Regions from separate parts of the Mus musculus genome. Here regions 1 and 3 are each linked to region 2. A link is a loop called in an ENCODE intact Hi-C map of the cell type or tissue named here. Cell type or tissue: left cerebral cortex. All regions are shown on one strand.

What was found. A loop is a pair of places that touch in the nucleus more often than their neighbours do. Peaks named below come from ENCODE experiments on the same cell type or tissue, not always from the same donor. Only the 100,000 strongest peaks of a DNase experiment are listed, where the experiment ranks them.
Region 1: it touches region 2 in a loop (8-fold over the local background); 4 of 42 quality-filtered maps call a loop at or near these places.
Region 3: a loop joins it to region 2, with 2.0 times the contacts of the local background. A loop is called at or near these places in 2 of 42 quality-filtered maps.

The regions. Positions count from the first base shown.
Region 1 is chr1:24,117,882-24,125,881 of GRCm38, reverse strand. No RefSeq gene overlaps it. Among named protein-coding and RNA genes, the nearest start is that of Fam135a, 22 kb to the right of the region's middle. In left cerebral cortex, no CTCF peak of the experiment used is centred here; DNase peaks (open chromatin) are centred at 3,070 and 5,390; H3K27ac peaks cover 694 bases.
Region 2 is chr1:24,226,264-24,234,263 of GRCm38, reverse strand. It overlaps Col9a1 (collagen, type IX, alpha 1), which reads right to left. Exons shown (of 38, transcript NM_007740.3): 29 at 4,015-4,068; 30 at 3,310-3,381; 31 at 2,778-2,813; 32 at 2,035-2,079; 33 at 661-693. Among named protein-coding and RNA genes, the nearest start is that of Col9a1, 53 kb to the right of the region's middle. In left cerebral cortex, a CTCF peak has its summit at 3,746; DNase peaks (open chromatin) are centred at 6,355, 6,773, 7,384, 7,879 and 3 more places; H3K27ac peaks cover 2,962 bases.
Region 3 is chr1:24,173,634-24,181,633 of GRCm38, reverse strand. It overlaps Col9a1 (collagen, type IX, alpha 1), which reads right to left and starts at 4,024. Exons shown (of 38, transcript NM_007740.3): 1 at 3,766-4,024; 2 at 3,302-3,375; 3 at 2,273-2,350; 4 at 2,027-2,159. The coding sequence starts at 3,779. In left cerebral cortex, no CTCF peak of the experiment used is centred here; DNase peaks (open chromatin) are centred at 2,176 and 3,520.

The DNA of each region.
Region 1 (8,000 bases), 110 kb after region 2:
AAAAGCAAGCCATAGAGTTTTCCATTCAGCTCAGCAATGGCCTGGCCCTCAGCCTTAGCAACACTGGTGGGTACATGGATAATTTTTCTCGTAACATATTAGCCCTTGTGCTACATTTTCCAACAGGGGCCATCCACAGTCTTCTGGGTGAGAGTGGTACAGTGGATTGTAGTCATGAATCCCTCTACAATGCCTAGTTTGTCACCTTGAGTGACTTTGGCTAGAGGAGCTAAGTGGTTAGTGGTACTGAAGACATTACAGATAATCTGGAAGAAGTTATTGAATTTCTTCCATACTTCCAAAACATGGAAACATTAGGAAAAGGAGCAAAGATGACTCTTGTAGCTTCAAGTGATCCCTAGCTCTCCCCATTGTAAGTAAGACACCACTGGACCTCACAATGTAAACAGTACCAGCAGCACCCTACTGGATATTGATGGGATCTTGCTCCTGGAAGATAGTGTTGAGCTTTCCTTTGATGACAGACTTCCCATCGTCAGCCTTCACTGTGCCATTGAAATGTCCGTGAGTTAACTCACACTGGTCTACATGTAACCCATGCAGCTGCAATCAACGAAAGTATCATTGAGAGTGGCACGTCAACTTTGCTAGAGCTGAAAGAACCCTTGGTGATCAGGTGCCCAGCAAGGTCAAATCTGGCCTTTGTCATCATGTCTTAGACAGAGCCAGCACTACGTGAGAGAACGTGGTTATCTGTCAAACAGGACAGAGAAACAGAGGCAAAATTTGAGTCTGCTATGGTGCTAAAATTAAAACGTCATTCATTCTGAAAAAAAAAACCACAAGAATTATTAGAAAAAATACTTCAGATTACTGATGAGGAAAGACATAAAGGGAAATTTCCCAAGGAATCCTTATTTCTTCTGTCTTTGAAGGGAAACCATGGATAAATAATTAAAGACGTCAGTCTAAAGAGCAAGCACTCTTTCTCAGGGTACTTTTGTGTACATTCCTGAGTGACTGCTAACAGAGTGGGTGGACTTCTGATTGATTTTCCATTAATAACTACAGATGTGCACACATCCATTCTTTTAGGCTGTGCCTCATGGGTCCAATAACATCCATTTGCACAATGGCTAGAGACAGTTGGAAGTGGTGCCGCAGGCCCCCAGGCAAGTGGAGCTAATTGAACTACACGTGAACTGAATGCATGACCTTGGCCTCTGCTAAACTACAGCAACAGAGTTTCAGAATCAACCAATATTTCCTCAAATAAAAGTAATGGTGATGAATAGCAATAAGTTGAGAATTAAATGTATATTATTGGAAACTTAGAAAATAGTAGAATAGACAATAAATGCCTATTCTTGAATCATATTTAAAGTAATAGCATTATTGTTTTAAAATTTCCAAAGATTATTGGTGAAATATTTTTGAAAGTTCTTTTAACTACAAGCTTTTCCCTAGGGATATATTTTAAACCATTTGGACGTTAATCTATAGCAAAAAACATTACGTAAAATCTTGCAAGTTAAAAATTAATTACTATGAAAACTATAATAACCTAATGGTGATAAAGGATTAAGTTGTGAAAGGAAATAAGTCTGTAAGTGATAAGGAGGTTAATCACTAGTTCATGTATGTGCTGATTATGAAAAAATAAGAGCAAGCAACAGTGCTCACCGTGAACTCCCAGCAATGCTCGGCTACATGAACAACAGCTGTCTTTGAGTAGGTCTCAAATGGAAGTGGAAAAGTCAGATTAACCATGAAGAAGGAACACTTTGATGGCTAAATTATTGACAAATCACTATAAGGCAATACCCATCAATCAAAACATCAATCTGTAGGTTTCTTATAGGGTATGTTTAAGTTATGATGATTTAAAACTTCGGTCTTACTGAGGCTTAGAGTTGACCAGATTGACTTCTACAGCGATGGCAAATCTTAGCTTATTAGTTCTTCTGAGAACAGACTGAACAGCCTACCAGAGGAAGAGGAAATTTTGTTTCCAGTCTGTAATCAACCTCAAATTAGGGCTCTTGTCCGCTCCTCAGCCTGCTAAACTCTTGAGAGTTCATTGACCACCTCGTGTGGCAGCTGACAAACACAAGCATACAGGAGCCAATGTGTGCCTTATTAGTTCTTTTTACCTGAATGCTTTAATGTATGTGCAAAAATGGTCAATAAAGTTAATCTCCTCCTAATAAATATATATGTGTCCTGCTGTTACTTTTATTTTTTAATTTTAGTTTTTATTCTTTACATACATTATATTCTGATCACAGTTTTCCCTACTTCTGCTACTCCTTGTACCCCTCATCTCCCTTCTCTCCTAGATATACTCCTCCTATTTCCCTTTAACCACTGAGGCCAACAAATTTAGACTCCTTGTTTAATTAATAATTTGTATATAATTAACTTCCCCAGAAGATCTTACTATCAAAATTTAGTCAGCACATTGAAAGTTTTCACTGTGTATCAATACACTGGGTTAGTTACACCTCCTCCAACAAGGCCACACCTCCTAATCCTTCCCAAACTCTTCCACCAATTGAGAGCCCACTGTTGACACCCATGAGCTTAAGGGAGCCATTCTCATTTAAACCACCACAGAAATACATGACCAAAGTCAGTTAGGGGAGCATAGGGTTCCCATGGTCTTCTTGTGTGCATGGAGGAGAAGCCAATAACTTGAGCAACATTGTGAAATATGTCAAGAGAAGTCAGGTGGAGTTATCTCATTCTCTGCCACAGTGAGATGTTTGTATTACATTGTGAAGCCAGGAAAATATGGATGCATGTTGAAAAATAGCAGAGGGGGCTATTTGGGTAGAAAGAGAAGTAAAAGATCAGGGGGTTGGAGGGTGAATAACAACAAAATATTATGTCACATATGTATGAAGATGCCCTATAGATCAAGCCATTATTTTGTGTAGTAACTTAAAAGAGGAAAAAAAGCAATGTTTTCAAAATGAGAAATACAGCTTCCCTGGGGAGGTATTGAACATTATAAGGAGCTCCATGGTCACCGCCCCCTCAGTAGTCCCAAAAGAATTTGAGAAACATAAAAAGGAATGCAGCAACAAAGTAAAAATAAACCAGGCAGCAGACTGTCTCCAATCTGCTGGGTGTTATACTTAGCATATTTTATAATTAAATGAGCTGAGTGTTAAGGTTGTTTTGAGTGTATAAACAACTACTTGGTTTTTCTAAGAAGACTACATAGCACTCTGCATATTATCTGTCTGCTGTTACCACACTTACAATGCTAGGCCACTTTTTGCTGTTATCCTGTGTTAACAGTTTTTAATGACATGAATACAACTCCACTGGGGCAATATTTTTAATTCTATTTCTGCACATTGAATAATTACAAGCTATGCTGATAACTACTTCCTCAGACCTGTGTCACTGCCAACTCATAGCAATGGTAGCCAATGTATATTTAGGATCTTGAATTAGAATGCCTATACATTTACTTTTATTGATAAAATTATAGGACCCGGAAACAAAGATATCACTTAGCTGTGATAAAAGATGTTTAGGTTCTAAAAATTCCAATTATAGCCCATAATTTTCCCCTCAAAGGGGACTTATCACCTTCCACATGATTTTCAGGCATGGGAGCTGGATGAACACATAAGCCCCCAGGCTCGGTGGGTCCAACGAGGCTTAGGAGTTTACATTTAAAATAAGAACTTAGGATGGTCCTTGAACTTCAGGTTGGAAATTACCAATCTGAATCCTCATGTCACATTACAGAACATAGCCTCAGAGAAAGTAAGACATATCCAGGCCAGATTGTCCAAATGATGACAATCGGGGGTAGAAATGATGCAGTCTCTCCGTTTTCTGCTCACGCTTTCAGCCCCTGATGGTTTAAACTATCCTCCAGGATTCCTACAAGCCAGGAAGTCTTGTCTCTAGTATATCCGGAGACTGTGAGACGGAAGCTCGAAGACAGTATTCTCTGAGCACCAAACACCGGAAAAGCATGACAGTTCCTGGGGGCAGAGGACAGGCTGGTCTGTTTGTCTTTCTGCGTTTGAGTTTCTCTCCTATTTTTTTTTTGGTTTGTTTTTGTTTTGTTTTGTTTTGTTTTGTTTTGTTTTTCGAGACAAGGTTTCTCTGTATAGCCTGAGTTTCTCTCCTGTGCACACACTGATGGAACACTGAAACAGAACACCCAGAGCAGCTCATGGCAGAGTACTATAAAACTCCGTGTTTTCTCATTTGGTCAACACAACTAACACAGCTTTAAAATAATTTATAAAAACAAGCTTATTAATCGAATCTCCAGCTCAGGGCTCAGAAAGGCTACATCTTGAACTTGCTCTTACATGCAAATTTCAGTTATTACATGCAAAAGAGTAGAAGAACCCTATATACTGTAGCATTGTGTCTGACTACTGCCAGTTTAGATGATCAGTGCTTTCCTGGTATCACCACATCATAGATACTCCATAAATACTAATATTTAAATACTATTATGTGGTGAAAGTATTCCATTGAAGAAAGATTAAACACAAAACAACAACAACAACAACAAAGGAACAGGGCTCAAGATAAAAGTTCAGTGGCTATATGTCTGTCCAGCATGTGCAAAACCCTAGAGTCAACCCCCAGTGTGGGATTAATGAGGAAGAGAAGTCAGAGGAGAAGGATCAAGAAGAGCAGCAGAAAGAAGAGGGGCAGGAAGAAACCTGAGGTGGGGGAGGGGAGGAAATAGTGAATGGCTTTGCTTGAGGATGCATAAATAGGAGGCAAAATTAGAAATCAATGAGCAAAACTCCTGGGCTAGTGGTTCCCTCTGGGAGGTAAAGAAGGGGCTGCCATGAAAAGCAGGTTGTGCCCCTGGATCTGGGAGAAGGTTGTTTCCTTTGAAAAGTTTTGCCCACATTTTGAGATTTCAATATACACACTATATTTCACAATAAAGATCTCTATGTGTATGTACTAAGGGCTCTAGAGATGTCCCAGTAGTTAAGGACACATACTGCTCTTCCACAGCATCTGAATGTGTATTGCATAACTGAATACACACATTAGAGAGCTCACAACTGTCTGTGACTCCATCTCCAAGGAATCTGATGCTTCTGGACTCTGTGGGCACAGAAATCGTGTGCAAATCTCCATACACAGATATATACACAAATGCATAACATAAAGAAAATAAGTCTGTAAGATGCCTTTCAAAGATAAATTTAGTACATTAAACTCCAAGGTATGATTATCAGGCATTCCCAATTTAGACATAAGCACGGTCTCTCCACATGGACTAGTAAACTAATAGAATGCAGCTGTACATTGGGTCTGTGTAAATGTTTACGCTTGTCCTAGCCCAGAGGACTCACACCCCGAGGTTGTTGTGAAGTCTAATTGGGAGTCATTTGATCACAAGTTGCCAGGATCCATTCAACGCTAAATATATCATCACCCTAGCTCCAGATGACTGACAGTTCAGCTCTCGTTGGAGTTGAAATCATCAGTCCAAAATAGTTAAAGTTTTCTCGTTCCAGCAATGTTTTCAGATACTGTTTCCATGGTTTCCTAACCACAAACAGAGCAATAATATACTTCCTGAAAGAAAAGAGCCATGATTTTCTGATTTTCTTTTCCACAGGGGTAAAGACTGTCATTTTGTCACTGGGAGAGTCTCTCTCAGTCTCTCATTATTTGTGTTTGATCTGGAGACCAAGTTAAAATGTTAACCAAAGTATTAAAAATGAAAACATCCATTATTGGAATGACTAGTGATCCTTTGACACCAAGAGATATTCTTGTATGATGGGTATGTGTAACACCACCAAAGTTAAAGAACAATCATGAACCTAAAGGTTTTTTATTTATGTTTTTAATGTTTAGCACATTCTTTAAAAAAAAAAATACTCCTTTTAAAAAATGTTTTCTCTGCCCTGGTGTTTTGGCTGCAGGAATATTTGTGTGAAGGTGCCATGTGCCCAGGAGAAGGAGTTACAGATATCTGCCATGTGGGTGCTGGGAATTGAACATCCGTCCTCTGGAAGACCATGAGTGCTTATTCATCACTGAGCCACCTCTCCATCCCTAAAGCTTGTTGGGTTTTGTTGTCTGTTTGTTTGAGTTTTTCAAGACAGGGTTTCTCTGTGTATCCCTGGCCTGTCCTGACTTGCTTTGTAGACCAGGCTAGCATCAAACTCAGAGATCAGCCTGCCTCTGCCTCCTGAGTGCTGGGATTAAAGGAGTGTGCCACCATATTCTTAAAGATTTTCTAATTGGTATCAGAGTTGGAAACAAGTGCTTTATACAACTGAATTCTCTAATATTTCCCTCTTCCTATGACTGATTTCTGACACAAGAATAGGAATTTAACACAATGTGCTGTGTTTAAATTGAATAATTGGATTTACTTTAATGAGAGTGTAATTTATAGATATTTTTATAACAACAATAGCAAGCAGATGGGAGGGTTGGCTTATTTAGCAAAGTATTTGCAAGCCAAAGTTCTGATTCAATCCCTAGAGGCCCTGTAAAATGCTTGTAATTTTAGCACTGGAGAGGCTGAAATCAGGAGACTCCCGTGGGCTCATTGGCCCACTGGTCTACCCTGAGGGGTGAGCTCCAAGCCTTTGAGATCACAGGTCTCAAAACAAGTGGATGACATTCCTGAGAATGATACCCAAGGTTGTACTATGGCTTCAACACATGTGTACATAAATGCACATATACACAAAAATACACATGTGAGGAGCGAGTGTGGCAGCAGTCCTAAGATGGCGCCCAGGACTGCAGCCAAGTCTTATGACTTGCACCTGACTTCCTCATACACCTGAAAATAAGCCACATCCACTGGGTGAATTGCGCAGGTGCACCATGATGCAAGATCGGACCATATGACGAGTGATGATTCTGGCCAATGGACTGCTGTTACGTGGACTGGGCTGATGGGGCGTGGTTGAGAGGATATATAAGGGATTGCAATTGGGAGCGGGTTGGTTGTTGTTTTTTCCTGGAGAGATTGATTTCTGGAGAGAGATTCATGCCTGATATTGAAAGGTTCCTGAATAAACTGCTTTGAGAAGAACATAGTGTTGTCGCTCTTTTCTGCTGATTGGAATAGGAGGCGACATACATACACCACATACCACACACATGCCACATGCATACAGCAGCAGCAGTGTCATAGTCATACACCTACTAATTCGCCTCATAGCTTAAGAACATAACCTCTTTCTCCTTAAGAAGACCACGCTTTTTCTTGCAGGTTTGCCATGTTACAGCACCATTCTCCTTTGTGGAAGACTGAAACTTCATTGTGTATATATTTAATTTTCTTTACCCATTCATCTATTGGGGACACCTGATTGGATACTTCAGCTATTATGAATAGCACCACATAAATATGGACATGCAGGCATCTTTTTATATGCTAACTTTATTTCCTTTGGAGAAATGTTCAAGAGCTATATAATGTAACAAGTCTAAACTGCTTAGTGAAACCACTATCCCAGTCCCAGAAAGGCAAATGCTGCATGTTCTTTTTTGTTCGTAGATCATAGGTATGGATCTTTAGCTGTGCCGGAGTCACTGCAAAAGCCAGGAAAATAAAAAGTATCCAGGCAGGGGCAGTGGCACTCTTAAGAGGGAATAATAGGATAGGAGGCTAGGAAGGGGAGTGGAGGGACATACCTGGAAAGGAGGAGGAGGATGGGGAAAAAACATGAAGAAAGCTCAAAAGTGGATAGAGGATCTTCTGTTTACTTAAAATATGTCATATATATCGAATGAAGTTATGCCGCTTGGGATGATAACAAGCTCCACAAAAGCCATAGATTATCTTAAAACAAAACAAACAACAACAACAACAAAAAACTATCAGGAACCTTCTTCTAAGTTGCTAAGAGAATCAAAGACTCACTCAAAATAATAAATACCATTGCCATTTTCCTTGGGTGCCTCCCAGACTTTGAAGTTATGACCCTATTGCTGAAGACACCAGTCTGCAGACACAGGACTTAGAGGAAGAAAGCTGTATCTGACCTAGAACCTCCTCTCTA
Region 2 (8,000 bases):
GCCTTTGAGATTACCATCTAAGCTTCACCTTTTCTGTCTAAATTTCAAGTTCCTAATTGTGTTGATGTGCACATAAGCAAGATGCCTCAGGATTCCTATGGGTTAGATCTATGATTCTGAGTTCATCTACTCTAAAGACATAGGTTTGGTCTCTGTAAAGTAACAAAATCGAGGAAGTTCTTCATTTCACAGTTCTGGGGAGTCTGTCATGTTTTCTTATGTGGTCTGCTTCTCTCTCAGTTCCCTCAACTAGAACACACAAGAGATCAAGAAAGTCATTGAAACATTTTACAGTAGCATACCAGCCATGGAGATTCAGTCATTTTCCTAGCCGTAGTGTGTGTCAACTCTTTGAGATGGCCCATTTGGGCGGGAAATCAGAGCATTATAATGTAGCATTCATTGAGCCATTTATAATACCGAAACAAAAAACTTTCTTTAAAGTGATTAGTTCAAAAGCTAGATCCATTTACACAGCTGGGGATGCCTTCCTGCTGGGCGGATCTATTATTTACACGTGTATTATTTAGACGTGTATTTCCTTGAAGTCCTTCAAGGATCTAATTTTATACAATCATTTCCTGAAACAGAACATTGCATTTCTTACAGTTTTATTGATGTTTTTAATTTTTTTGTAATATTACTGTTCATCATACTTACAGATCCCTTTGGGCCAGGTTGTCCCATATCTCCCTAAATCAGTAAGACAAAATTGTATTAGCACAATACATTCATTTTACATAGTTTCCTAAAACATCTTTCAAGTGATATTGCACTGTAAAATACAGAAAACCATGTGCAGATGGAGCGCAGAACTGCAGAAAATGTGTTTGACTCAAAATGTGGGCTGTTGTTCCAGTTCAGCTTCTCAACTCTGTGTCCCTGTGTGAGCGAGGCCCCCTCCCTGACCCTGGCTAACTGATCCATTAACTAATAGGCTGTAATCAAGGCGCTGTGGGATTCACCCATATCTACAACTCAAAGCACCAGGAATGAAACTGTGTACATAATAAGATAAATAATAAAACAAAATAAAATAGCTTTTTCTTACTGAACACAATAGATATTTAGGACTACATATTGAAGTTTCACTTTTGTATTTTTTACTTTTTTAACTCATTACCTAAAATCTACCAAATAAAATATGCATGCTTTTAGGCTTTAAACAAACAAACACACAGACACACCAGGAGATCTTCCCATCATTAATTTTAGATGAGTTCACTTCACATGTTAGTATATGAGTTAGCATATTTCCACTACAAGACAGAACTGATTTAAATTTTAAAACACTCCCTTAGCTCATAAAATGAGCAGCCACTACAGAAACTAAAATGCAATAAGCTCAGAAATTTGGGGGAGAAAAAGTATCTGGAGACTTTGCCCAGTTCAGACATTTCATTTATATTTATTCTAAACCCTGTAATTCTGAATAAATATTAGCAGATTGTTTCTCTGCTTTTAAAGCATTCTAAGGTTAGTTCCTAGGAAAGACATTACTGGATGAAATAGGATGCAAACATACATTTCTGTACTAGGTCTGGTCATTCTAGCCAAAGCCACTATGATGAGTCTGTAGACTGACAGCAAGCTCTGTGCTTCCCCCTTTCCTGGAGACTCAGCGGTCCCATCCTCTGGATATAGAGGCCATTCCTTCATACATTTTCAGGGCAAAGAGAATGCCTTCAGCCATATTTATGAGCCCACAGTTCCCTGAATCTAAAAACTCTTCAATATTGTTTCCCTGCTCAAGCCAATTCCTATGTATTCTGTAGTGCTACATCAAGAGCTTAAATGTCTCACTGTAAGACCACAGGAGAATTAATCATCTCGAAGAGAATTCTACAGATATCTAAAGCTAGGTCTACCTATCTGCTCTCCTAGGCCTTGCCTTCAGAATTGGGAATCACTAGATATAAACAGAGGAAAACCCACTTAGCTTTTAAGATAAAGAACAGTGTCAGAAAGAAGTATCATATTTTTTTTCAACAATTGTAAACTTTTATATTAACCAATTTTTTAAAAATGTCTTACAAGGTCACCCCTTGCTCCTGCTTCACCTTCTTCACCAGAGGCACCCTAAAATTTTAAGATAAAATGTCACATGTTTTTCAGCTCTCCATTCACAGTTCAACTTTAACCTGTCAACATTGATAAGCATTTATGAGCAGCCAAATGCCCCAAGGGTCATTCAGGAGCTCTCAATTCCATAACAACAGGCTAATCCTATGAGAAAAGAGTAGACCAGGGAAGCCAGAGAGACCGGGCAGGCTTCAGCTAATTGAGTTTGAATCATTTAGTTAGATTAACAATTCTATCTAGCAGTTTTAAAATTCAATAACCCCGGAAAGTGTCATTCTACAGTAGAAAGAGGAATCCAGACACAGGCCAACTCCATTTACACATTTTATTGGCTGAGGTCTCCATCAAAAAGCATCTTGATTAGATGCTCTTCTGTGGCTTCAAAAGTCTGTGTCATCTGAATAAAATTCAGCAAGCTAAGAGACAGGGCTACCCACTTCAAAGGAAGAACACTGTACAGTCCAGGAAACAGCCATTAGTGCCAGCATCCAAAAACAGTCTGGCTGCACACCAAACTTCACTATGGTTTTCCCTCACTATAAAGCACACTGAGAACAGTTGTGTGCCTTCACTGTTACACCACACCCACAAGCCAGCCAGCCCCTCCTTGTACTTAAAGTGGTGAATACCCAACACCGCAAACCACATGCAATTCTTACCTGTTCACCCTTCCACTAACAACACTCAACACTTACCTGTTCACCCTTGGGACCCGGTTCACCAAATACACCCTAGAGTAAATAAAATTTGACATTTTTCAGCATCATTTCAGATGAGCCGATATCCTTGAATGAGCTGATGGATAAGGTGATGGAAGAGAGCTCCCTGATTCTCACCACTTAATTGAGGACCAGAGGGTCTCGTCACAATTGTTTCCCAAATCTCTGGTAACATGAGAGCATTCTCTGGTCATATTCATATGAATGAACTTTTACTGGTAGGAATAGAAATTTAGAACTAAATAAAAACTATAACTGCAACTGATTTTTTTTTTCTCCTCACCCTTTATTTTTCTTCCTTCTGGAAAGTTAGTTTTGTTTTGTCTTGAATGTCAATTCTCAGTAATTTAACACTATATTTCTTTCACTCTACTTCTTCATGATAATCAGTAAAGAGAGTCTTCACTGGGTAAAGCAACCTTGATTTCCCAACAAAGAAGGAGTAAACATTCCAGATTTAAAAGAGGGGGAACACACACAAAACCACGTAGACCTCTGGATAGCTTACCCTGTCTCCTTTCATTCCAGGAAGTCCAGGGGGCCCAGGCAAGCCAGGAAGGCCAGGGCTGCCAACAGATCCCTGGAAAACAAACAGAAAATCTTCAGAGTCACTGTGTCCTCGATGCTCAAAGTTGACAAGACAGACGGGCAAGGGCGGGGTGGGGATTGGGGGGAGGGGGCCGGGGTATCAACTCATGTGTAAAGTTAGTGTGTGGTTGGTTTAGTGCTGCCTCACTCCTGCGTTCCAGGAGAAGAGGGGTGGGTGGCCTCCCACCTTCCACCCCATCTCTGAATTCCCTCTGCACAGCTCAGCAACAGTGGGCTCTTTCAGCTAATGCCTGGCAGAACGCAGCCCGCTGTTGCTTCTCCTGCTGTGTAAACAGAAGCTACACAAGAAGCAAAGGCCACCATTCATCTACAGTTCCCTTCCATTCCACTAAGAGGCAGATGCCAGCCGTGGCACTTCATGCCTCTCTGGGTTTTCAAATGCATTCTACAAGCCACGCTGATTAAAATACTCATGCAACTATCATAGATACAATTGGAAATTCCATATCAACAGCTTCACACACTCACATAACAACTAAAATAAAAACCATATATACAGTTAATTAGATGATCTTTTGCAATTTTTCTCTGCTTTCCTTTAAAAAAACACCAAAACATATCTGCTTTGCAGGAAGCAAGCATGTAGAGTGGACACTTCACTTACCAGTTTCCCTGGTATGCCTGGAGACCCTTCTGGTCCTACCGGGCCTCTACTGCCCTGTGAAAACATATATGTTGTCATCAGCTAGATATTCAGCCCAGAGTTAAATGCTTCATTATTATATGAAAAGAAATAACATTTCGTCCAGGCTTTTGGTAAAATATAGGTGTTGCCAAAATCTCCCATCACTCCAACTGAAGGCTCAAACCATCCTGTCAAGAGTCTAACCAGTCACCTTCTGTGCACTGCTCATGGAGCCTGCTTGTGCTGTTCATGGGATGCCAGGCCAGAACACCAGAAATGTTCACTGCCTGTACACACAATGATGTTAGTAATTTTCAGCATGTAAGTCACATCCTGTTTTATATTATGACTATTCATATATACACTTTTATGCTCTCACTTAGGCATGTTCTTAGGGTATTCCATACCCACTCACTGGGCATGCTGCAGTGTCTGTGTAAGCTCTTGGGTCTACAGACGCCTTAAAGGAGCAGCTGGCAAATGATTGTGTCCCTCCAAAAAGCATAAAAGGGAAACACAGGGCAGAGATGCTTGCCTTTAAATGATTGCTGCAACCTCCAGAAGACACAGATGGTAGACATTTATAAACTTTCTGAGATAAAATTTCTTGTTGCACTCATTCTAGATCTAAATATGTCTCCAAGGATTGTAGACTTTGTTAAGTGTGACTCACCAATCTCGTGGGCCCATCTCAAATTTTATTATTTGAAATCTAAGTTTTCACATTTCTATTCTACTTGAAACCCTAAGCTTTAAAGAAAAGACATTTTTAAGAAAAGGGGGTATGAGACTTTTACTTCTTTCCTTGAGAACCCAACCTAGTTTTATACAATTTGACTAAAGCCCGTTATATACCTAATGTTGTTTGCAGCTCAGTAGAATGCAGCGGAACACAAGTAGATAGACAGTCGCATTTCCTTCAAGGTTTATCATAAGACTGCAAGGACTAATTTGAGTTAGTTTTCCTTTAAACTTTTATAACAGTTCCACTTTAATAATTCATGATTCTAAAGGCTTTTGATAAGGTTGTATTATTCTGGCCTATATCTGTAGGTTGGACAAGGTATCAAGATCCATAAACCTTCAATTTCCCTAAAGGTTACCACATTACAACAGTCTCTGGCTGTGGGCTATAATTTCATTATGGCCCTTTCAAATGACTTATGAGTGACTGAAACTCAATGCTCGTAAGTACTTTTCAATAATTTTTATATTAACAACCTGTCAGGTTAAGCATTTGGAATAATACATTGGTCCTTAATTCCATGAGTGACTCGGAAGCCCGGAGGTAGTACCCCATGAGGATGTAAATCCACATGGAAATGGCCACTGCAACAGTTCCTTTTTCTATCCATTAATAAAGATTGTCTTCTGCCCTCTCTCCAGATACCCACCACAGGAGAGGCTCATGGCCCACCCTTCCCATAGGAATGATTGACTAAGGAAGAATTCTAGAGAAAGGAGAGTCATCATCTTCCATAGTCTAGGCAGCGGTAAGTCCCCCCCATACTCCAGGGGACTGCATCACACCTACGCTCAAGCACATGGCTCCGGTTATACTCATCATGTCACTCAACAAAGACAGAATCAGAAAACAGAAAAGGGGGCAGGTCTTTATGGAGTAGTGGAGTCGAGGATTAGACAGGTATGGAGTATGTGTGGTTACAGTACATTAGACACATGTATGGCATCGCCTACGAATAAGTTTACTTTGTAAAAATTGCAACAAAGGGGAACTTAAGTTTCTGCTCCAATTAATTTGGAGTAGATCTTCCAAGATGGCTTCTCATCTCTGTGTGTGTGTGTGTGTGTGTGTGTGTGTGTGTGACTGGCATTCTCAAATAGTTCCCAGCTGCACTGTGAAGCAGAGTCTCAAAGACATTGGTCTAACAAGACTTTAATCTTAAAAACTGATATCACTGATGAGGAAAAAGAAATATCAGAATGAAGCTTAATTCCTAACTCCTGCATTCATTTAGTCTCAAGCATTCCCTTCTATATAAAAGAATCATTCTACTGTATCAAAGTTAAGAATGGTTAGTATAACGAGATGAAGAAATTCAAATATTAGGACTCTAGAGCCTTTAGTTTATGCTTGAGAGGACTAACTATCTCAAGAGTCAAACACAAGGATTTTCTCTGCCGGCATCTTATTTTCTCATCATTCGTAGCTCCTTAGTGTTTGTTCCACAAGTCCTTCACATCCCTGGCAAGGCTGCAGCTGAGTGCCCACAGATGGCTCAGAGTACCGCTGTAAATACCTGCACTGGTAGATGGATGTACCCAGAGGGAGTCAGTATCCATGTAGGACCAGGGAAGGACCTGTGACATGTAGATGTGTCTACTACTGCACAAACAGGTAGGTTCTTTGTTCTTCTGCATTTCCATGTTACAAGCTCCAGGCTATTTAGAATGTATCTATTTCTAGAGAATCTTCACTGAGGAAGTCCACCATGTTCATTTTCATAACAGAATTCAATGGAGGTACAACCAAAATGCTAAGGGCAACACACACACACACACACACACACACACACACACACACACACACACTCACGCACACACTCATGTAAATTCTGGATTTTTATGTCAGAAGAAAAAGATGAGAAACCAAGATATAAATAGCCAACCTAAAAGTGGAGCCTAACCACATTCTAAGAACAACTAGGCAAGCCGCCATCAACTGAGCCTGTGCTAAGTAGATGACCGAGCCTTGTACTCCAGCATCTTGTGGTCACCACTCTCAGTGTGGCCAATGGAGGCAGGGACAGAAATGCTCCTCCCCATGGCTAATATTTACACACCCCATAAGAGTTCCCATTTATAAGAAGAGAATTAAAAGGAACCTGGATAAAGATGGAATTCTGCCAGCTGATGTGTGAGAATGTACTAAAAGGCTCTTTGTTTCTCTCAGCATCTCTGAGAACTTCAAACCCATCAGCCGACACATCCCTAAAAGGCATCCAAGGCTTTAGAGAAGATGCAGAGCCTCTGTCCCAGCTGTGGCTACAGATAACCCCATGGAGTCCTTTAGGTCTGCATTGTGTGGTTGTCTCCTAGCACTTTGCTCCATATTCCAATATTCCCTGTTTCTCCTCAGCCCTCTTCACCTTTGATTCTGAGTCTCTTGTGCCAGGAGAATTTGGCAAACAAGTACCAACTTCAAGCCATGCCGTGGCAGTATTGGCATGAGAGCACAGAGAGAAACAGACACCAAATAATTCAAGTCGATGCCACTTCCCTTACAAAGGAACATTTATAAAGATCACACAAAAAAAGCATTACATTTAGTTAGACTAAATGTTACCAGCATTGCTTTCCAAAAGAATTGACTCTATACCATTTCTTTAACTTGTCGTGGCTCTCATATTTCACACATTTCCCAAATTACCTAGCTAACTAGCTGAAGCATAAAGAATATCTTTGGTGCATGTTAGCTGCATTTCATAAGTGAGAAATTATACATCATTACGTTCAGCCTGTTCTGTATACTAAGTGTTTCTCTCTGGCAGTAACAAAAAGGAAGGATGCTGGTTTAATTCAAAAGATCAATTCTTATTTCTCTAAACAATTTTTTATCCATTTATTTTCCTAATAAATTGAAGTCTACCTCATTTTTTTAAAGGATTCAATTTTGTGATATGATAGACTCATATTATCTTGTGCAGATTTAAACATTTCTTTATATGTAGGCAGAGAAAGCTCTATCTGAATGCTTACCATCACTCCTATCTGCTTCACACACCACTGCTGAGGGCTGGGCAGGATGGGGAGTGGCTTAGAATATTCAACAACACACCATATGGTCCCCATATGGAGACCTCTGTGCTTGAGGCTGTTGTGCTGGGGTGGAGTGAAGGTCTCCATGAAAAGCATATGATGTTCAGAAGGAGGAAAACTTGCAGGGTGCTATTTCCGGTCAGAAGCAAGAGAGTAGAGCAAATGTAACTCCACTCATCCAAAAG
Region 3 (8,000 bases), 53 kb after region 2:
CAATATTAGCCATAAAATACAGGCTACCCATGCTACACTCCACAGACCCAAAGAAGCTAAGCAAGAAGGAAGGCACAGTAAGGATGCTTGAATTTCACTTAGAAAGAGGAATAAGGGCTGGAGAGATGGCTCATCGGTTAAGAGCACCGACTGCTCTTCCAGAGATCCTGAGTTCAATTGCCAGCAACCACATGGTGACTCACAACCATCTGTAATGGGATCTGATGCCCTCTTCTGGTGTGTCTGAAGAGAGCAATGGTGTACTCATATACATAAAATAAATAAATAGTATTTTTTTTTAAAAAGAGGAATAAAATAGTCATAGGAGGCAGATGGAGGGAAGGAATTAGTGCCAGTCATGAGAAACTGCCTTTGAGACATTGGCTGGGGCGGGGGGGGGGGGGGGCAGTCAAGAGACTTTCTAGGCAATATAGCTATTGTCAATGTTCTCAGTTTCATTCACGAATTTGAAGACAGTCTCTATGGCTGAAGACACCACCCACTGTAGACATGGAACTTGGAGGCCTTAAGCTGTGTCTGACCTAGAAGCCTACTCCCTGAGGAAAGCTCTTGCAGTATTCCAACGCGCTATGCAAGCTGCTTTCGAGTCAATAGTCTGCATAGCTGTGATGCCTATGGACCACAATGGCCAGCATGGCGAAATACTTCATAAGGGAAATAATGGCACTATATATTGGTGGCAACCAATTACCATTTAATTGGATTTAATGCCTGCTTAATAGGGGGGAATTTATGCCTGGTCTGTAACCCTAGCCAGGCATCCATGGCTGGTGAGGTCATGGAACCTGGAGGAGAACTTAATATTGACACTTCCCCAAACCAGAACACTTTCTAACTGTGTTCAAAATACACATCCTTCTCCCCACAGATGACTACAGCTCTCATTCCTCAGCAAAGAGACCATAACAGAAAATCACAACTAGTCACAATGCAAAAAAACTGGCTGTGGAGTACGGAAAAAAAAATGGATGTCTACAGTGCAACCCTACATGGAAGGTTCACCAGGACTCACGGGAGAAAGGCTGGGAACATTCTACAAGCCAGAGGGCCAGGATAACTACAAAGAGATGTGACTTCTAAATGACAAGAAAGCTGCACCCACAACATCTCAGCAATATGGTTGACTAAACAAGACCAATGACAGCACCAGTTGACATGCCAGTGTGAGTAAGAGAAATCTCACAAGGCCTCGCGCTAGATGAAGAGCTAAAGACATTTAATTAGGGAGAGAGGGAGAACAAACGTTTCTCAAGGATGAGTTTGCTAACTGGCTACCAAGTAGCAAGCGCGCGCGCGCGTGTGTGTGTGTGTGTGTGTGTGTGTGTGTGTGTACATAACAATTAAAGAATAAGAGGATATGAATTTGAGAGGGAGCAGGGAAGGAACAGGATGAGTTGGTAGAAGAAGCAAAGGAAAATGGTGTAAAAAAAAAAAGCAATTCTCTTTAAAATAAAAATTTTAAATTAAATAGAAAGAATTCATTAAGGAGAAGGCTTGTTTTGTTTGGCGCCATCCAGGAGCTAAGACCGCATGTGTGGTTCTCTTTCAGCACCAGGATACTTGAACAGCTCCACTGAGCCTTCAAACCACACTGCAGCTTTGAGTTAAATTTATGTTTCACTTCTGGTGGTGCTCACAGAGAGTCCTTTCAGTAAAAAACCAGACAAATTACAGGAACACAGAAGGCACAATTCTAAGAACATGTCCTGAATTAATGTATGATAGTCTCAGAGGTGTTTTTATTCCTGAAATGGAACATGATTGATAGGTGAACACATTCTTTTTGGTTTTCTTTTTTATTTTATTTTAGCAATTCTGGTGATTTAACTCATTTGTTAATGCATTGGATATAAGTGACCTACCACTGAGCTGTCCTCCAAGGCCTTTATCTTAAAATAAATTAATCCAAGAAATACAGTTTAAAAAAAAAACTTTAACATTGAATAGCTGTAAACATTGATAAACGCACTTAAGGAAGGTAATTAGAGTCTTTCTGAAAGGTTACCTTGTTGGAATCCTGAAGTCTACATTACTTCCCAGCTTGTAAGCCACTTGTAAGGCTGTGGATCCCACCACCCTCTGGATAGTCCTTCGAGATGCAGCCTTCTCAATTTGGAACTGAGAAATCAGGTCAAACCCTACAGAAAGGGAAAGAGAAAGGAAAAGTTGGAAATGAGCCTGGTTCTTTCCTTTTTCAGAATAAACTCTATCTGGAAAGCTTGCGTTTCCAGTATGATGCAGTGCTACTTGCCTGGTAAGTCATCTTGGCCAATCCTGATCTTGGGACACAGTTCACTTCCACCATTAGAAATGGAATTGGCAGGAAATCCTGCAAAAGCAATACTGTCTCATCCAATGCATCCACTACAAGAGGACGATCATTAATATAATATTAGATAACATTAAAATAGTATTAATAACCAAGCAACTGCTTAAAACACAAAGTTATACAAGCTTACTTATAAGCCATTTATTTATTTATCTTGAACTCTACGCCTGAATGGTCAGAACCCATTCATCTTCAGCTTCTCCAGGAAGGGATGCAAGGCATGGAACTAGAGAGCTGATTTATGATGGAGGAATGTTCCTGCCTAGAGCAGTTGGGGATTTGTTCCATTTAGAACCAGAGCTGCACAGTGTCCTGGATGGCATGGGGTCAGAAGCCTGTTTGGAAAACTTCTGGTGGTTTGGGCTAGAAATATTCCTTAAATACCACCATCTCTAAATCTACAATGGCATTACGGAATCAGCCTTGGGCCAGTGCGATGGGGCTCCCAGACAAGTGCAGTTCTTGGGGAATTGTCACCATCAGAGAAGAGATTGTATAACTGCCAGACCCTCTCCTGCCTTGATCTGACTCTTAGACATATCACACACACACACACACACACACACACACACACACACAGCTTCAGTACATAGATGAGTTTTGCCCTACCCATTAAAGTACATCAAATATTTTCTTTTTATCCTCCTGACCCCAGTCCTTTGGGGAAATCCATTTATCCACCCATCCATACATCCATTGTAGTCCCACAATATTTATCATTCACCATCTGAAAGAAACACCATGTTCAGCCCTAGAAAAGGCACAGCTATCCTTCCTGCCTACCAGCTTACAGTTGAGACTCCCTTTCTAGGCTCGACATTGAGCATAGAACCAACCATCCAAACATCCCCCCAATGCAAATCCAAGAGGGAAGGCATGAAGGACCGTTGGAAGCACCGTCTTCACTCAGCCACAGCCCTGCCTCATCACCCCATAAACCATGGCTCTTACTTGCACGACGCTTAAGAGTTGCGGATACCCAGGGTCCCAGACAACTGCACACACAGAAGAAAACTGAGATTTTCCTGAAGAAAAGAGAGAGAAATGACCCAAACAGGAACCTCTTCAGATGGAACTAGTTTCATATTTTTAAACCTGCCAAATCTGGCTGACAGAGACAACCAAATCCCAAGGCATACTCCTGCCTTTATTTCCATTTTGAAAGCTCACCTAGGAACTCTGCGAATAAACACATTTCTGGCTTGGTTTCACACTATCTCACCTCCTACACTCCCCTTGACTCTGCTTTCTTTTATCTTTGTTTTTTGCCTCTTCTCTTTGAATTTCAGATGTTTACGCACTACCTATACAATCTCACCTGTCTCTCCCCTTGGTTCTCACTGTCTCTCACCTCCCCTTATGCTACCAATACTGCAAAAATCCTCACCCGGCTCCCTCCAGAGGCATGGGCTTACCAGAAGTTCTTCATTTTCCCAGTGGGTTCTCTGTGGTTTATAAGAGTCACCGTAAAGGGTTTGGAGGGGGGGTCACTACTCCCTAAGACCCCCTCTCTACCCTTCTCGGACTTCGAGTTTTGGCCCCAAGCTTGCTCCTTCTTGCCCCTCTCAGGGCTAAAGGCAAAAAGAGTGAATTGGAGGCATGCAATAACCCTTTAAGCTGAAGCAAAGGAAAGGGGTGGGGAGAGGCAGCCTGTAACCCAGGCCCAGCCAGGGGTGTGCCTGGCTCAAAACTAACAAGGTCACACTGAAGGAGGGACTGAATGGGAAAAGCCTTACTGAGAAGAAAAAAAAGAAGAAAAAACCAGGATGTGGGGGATTTAACCAGAGAAATGCAGCAAGCTACTATAGGAATACAGTGCAGGCTTTTAGAACAGCTATAGGGCACAGTAGAGGCTTTGAAAGTTGTTATAAGGGCACAGTAGAGGCTTTTAGTGGTTCAGGATCCAGCAAAGAGCTGCCTATTCCGTGGCAGAGGTGTGGGGGCTCACCGGAGCCTTGCTGCTTAGTCGACCTAAGTTTAAACCCACTTCTGCTTTAGCAGTTATGTGAACTTGAGCAATATAATTAGCCTCCCAGTAGTTAACTACCTTATCTGTAAAATGGGACCAAAGTTGTTCCTTAACAGCAGTTCCTGGGGGAAATCAAATGAGATTGGCAAAGATAAAAGATCTCATGCCAAACTCATCCGCTGGCAACCTTATCCTGATAACAAGTCATTGTGTGCACCCCTCTCTTGTCCATGCCTACAGCTTAGTAGCATATGAGTCTCACAACCACTCGTGAAGTTAGACTACACATCGTTATTCTCTAGATGAGAGGGTGACTCTCCCAGAGCACCATTGATGCTATTCATTGCAAGTCAGCTCTCTAACTCGCCATGGGAAATTCTGATACGATATGACCTCAAGTCTTTTAATTGTTTGCTCTCAATCTCTGAGATTAATAGTATGCGATTGAATAGACCGGGGAGAACACAACACAATCTTGCCCATAAGAAACCAGAGAGTGAATTACTAGCATCACAGGCCTAGACAGGAGGTGTGCACACGCCACTGTTTCTTGTGCACAGACCTCCTCCTGAACCTGAGCACTCCTCAGGAGCAACAGGACTCCTGGCCCTGTACGGCAAGCAAAGGATGCCTGACTTCCGGTTCCATCTTGGAGGATACAAATGTCGGAGGAACGCAGAATCAGGGGGGCCAATCATCTCTGTAAATCGTGGTGCCTGATAGTTTTGAGGTTTGCTTCCTTGAATTATTTTCACGTTTTTGACTCATTAAAATTTTATTTTGTTTTCTTTTTGGTGTTTGTATTTGTATACTTGTTTTTTGCATGTGTTGAGGGATGGGGTACATACATACGACCCTGAAGAGGCTCAAAATTGGCATTGGGTGTCTTCTTCCATAATTCGCTACTTGATTTAAGGAGGGATGGTCTCTCATTGAACCCGGAGCTCACTGGGGCTCTTCTCCTCGTGCTGACATTCCAGGGAGCTACCAGATACGCTTCTCTGTCGCAGGAGTTCCAGGCTCCAGAGTCTGGTGCTCGGACTTCTGAGGCAAAAGCGTTACCCACTGAGATATCTCCCAAGTCCTTGCCTGTTTGTTATTTCAGTAAAGTCTTTCTTACTTTGGCCTCTCTCAGCTTGCCGGAGAGTTTCTGATTGGACCTTACCCGGGCTCCCTTTCTGTGGTCTTGTGCCTAGCCTACTCATTTAGAGGGGTTGGGAAGTTTCTTCTTACTGGGTGGTGCTGTCCACAGGGCTTGCTCTCTATCAAAATTCCCAATCTCTGAGGCAGCTGCCCTGGCTCAGAACATTGAATGGCCTGAGACCTACTTATTTGTTTAAGCTAGTTGAAGTTTATGTAAAATGAAAAACCTGCCTCTGGGGAGCTTCCTAATGGCCTGAAATTATGGGAAACTAGCCAGCCTTAGATCTGCAGAGAGAAAGGCATTTTCCAAAAGGAATTTCTTTCTAGACAAGCTCTGCGTTTTGTGATCTGTAAGAAAGAAGAAAGGCAATTTTCCTGTACACGTAGGTGTTCCAGAAATCCTTCAAAGGGTTTGAGAGAACTCGCCTTCGTGCTTGCCCCTTCTCAAGCCACTTTGAAGAATTCTTTACAACTAAAATAAGAAAGCAGGTGAACGGGCCGCTGAATAAAAGATAAAAGATGAGAGGAAACTAAGGTCCCAAGTGGCAAGTCTTCTGGCCAGGCTGGCTGTTTACTTTAAATAGTGAACAACAAGCTAACAGTTCTATTAAGACAAAAATGAAAATCCCGAGAAAAATACTTTTGTCTGCTCCATCCATCTTAGCTAGCATTGACTATATTTCCTAATGTAACATGAAATTCTCACAGGAGAAAGACTCAAACTCCACACTATCCTTGTTTAGATCAAGCGGTACCCTTAAGTCAAAGGGCCTTAAGCTTTTCCATCTTTTTGTTTTCTTTTAATTATGTGTCCAAGTGTGGGAAATTTGCACATGACTGCAGTTACCTGCAGAGGCCAGAAGTGGGCATCAGGTCCCCCTGAACTGGCGTTTCAGGCAGCTGAGATCCAACAAACATAGGTGGGGGAACTGAGCTCCGGTCCTCTCTGCAGGAGTGGTAAGTGCTCCTACCCACTGAGCCATCTCTCCAGACTTAGTTTTGTTTTGTTTTCGTTTTTTGGTTTTGTCGCTAACACTGTTCCACACACACACATACTATTTGTCCCTGAAAAACCAATCGAAAGAAAAAATTGTCATTCCAGACAGATCATAAATTCATTAAGAAAACATGACATTTCAAGCAATCAATTTTATACATAATAATTAGTTTTGCACACTCCTTAACTCTCCACCATGTACACAAAGATCCTATAGTGTGTATATGCACAAATATGTCCTCGTCCATAAATCAAAATGATTTATTCCTTATAACTTAAATTAGGGACCATGGTCACAGTCATCCTTCTTGAACATCTGTTTTCTTTCATTTGTTTGTTCAAGCATTCGATACATATTTATCGAATAACTGTATCACCAAATAAATACTAGTAGCTGAGGAGACAAAAAGCACAAATAACCACACGCCTGCCCTGAGGAAAATCACATTGTAGCAGGGAAAGAAAAATGACTTACATTACTGAGAATAAAAATGACTGTCAACAAGGATGAACTCACTCCAAGGGCACGGGGAAATCTTTCATCCAGGAGATGAAATCTGAAAAGATGACTAGAAGCCTACAAGAGACTGGGGAAGAACAGTGCATCTTAGGCTGGGAAAGCACACTATGTAATGGGAGGAAGAAAACACACATGGGGAATGACCAGCTGAGCTTAGAGACCGTTTGGTAATTAGTCAGTCATAACCCTCCTACTTTGAACCCTAAACTCAACTCTACAGTTACAGCACAGACCAGCTCTCTGGCCCTCACAGTTCTCACATGGATGGGGAGACAGACACCAAACATTTTCAGTCGGAACTTTAATTAAAACTATTGGGGAAATGTTTTGCCAGAAAGAGATGTGGAGACTGGCCTAAATGGAGGGGGGCCAGGGAAGGCTGCTCTGAGGGGATCGATGGTAGGAAAGACTGGATGAAGATGAAGAGGTAAGATTGATAAAGTAGGTTGGAAGGGGTTGAGGGATGGAGAGGTGGAAGGGTAGAGGGGTGGAGGGATGGAGGGCACAGAGAAAATATATTCCTGGATATTCCTGGTTTTGAGCTTGAACAACTAAATATATGGGAAATTTTTTCGAAATATCCAATAGGAAGAACTTGGTGAGGGATTATGAATAGTACTAAGGAGTTTAGACTTTGTTCTGGTTGTCGTGGAAACTACCATAAGCCCTTGGGTACCCAGTGACACTGTCAGGCATGTCTTTGGAAGAGATTCCGGTGTTGCTTAAAGGATGGGAGAGACCCATTTCAACAGCTTATACACAAACTAAAGCAAAGGTTTCAGAAAATAACACGTACGCCTGTAAATGTGCTATATTCTATTTTTCGATTCATTTTCTATTCCCTTTTCTAATAAAGATGACCAGATCAAAATATTGTTGTGAGAATCAGTAATGACTTGCAAGTCATGGTTAGAAAAAAAAATACTGGACTGGAACACAGTGGACACAATGCCTCTTACTTCCTGACACAGGACTTGGGACATTACACCAAGCTCACCAAATAGTGGGGCAAGTTCCTTTG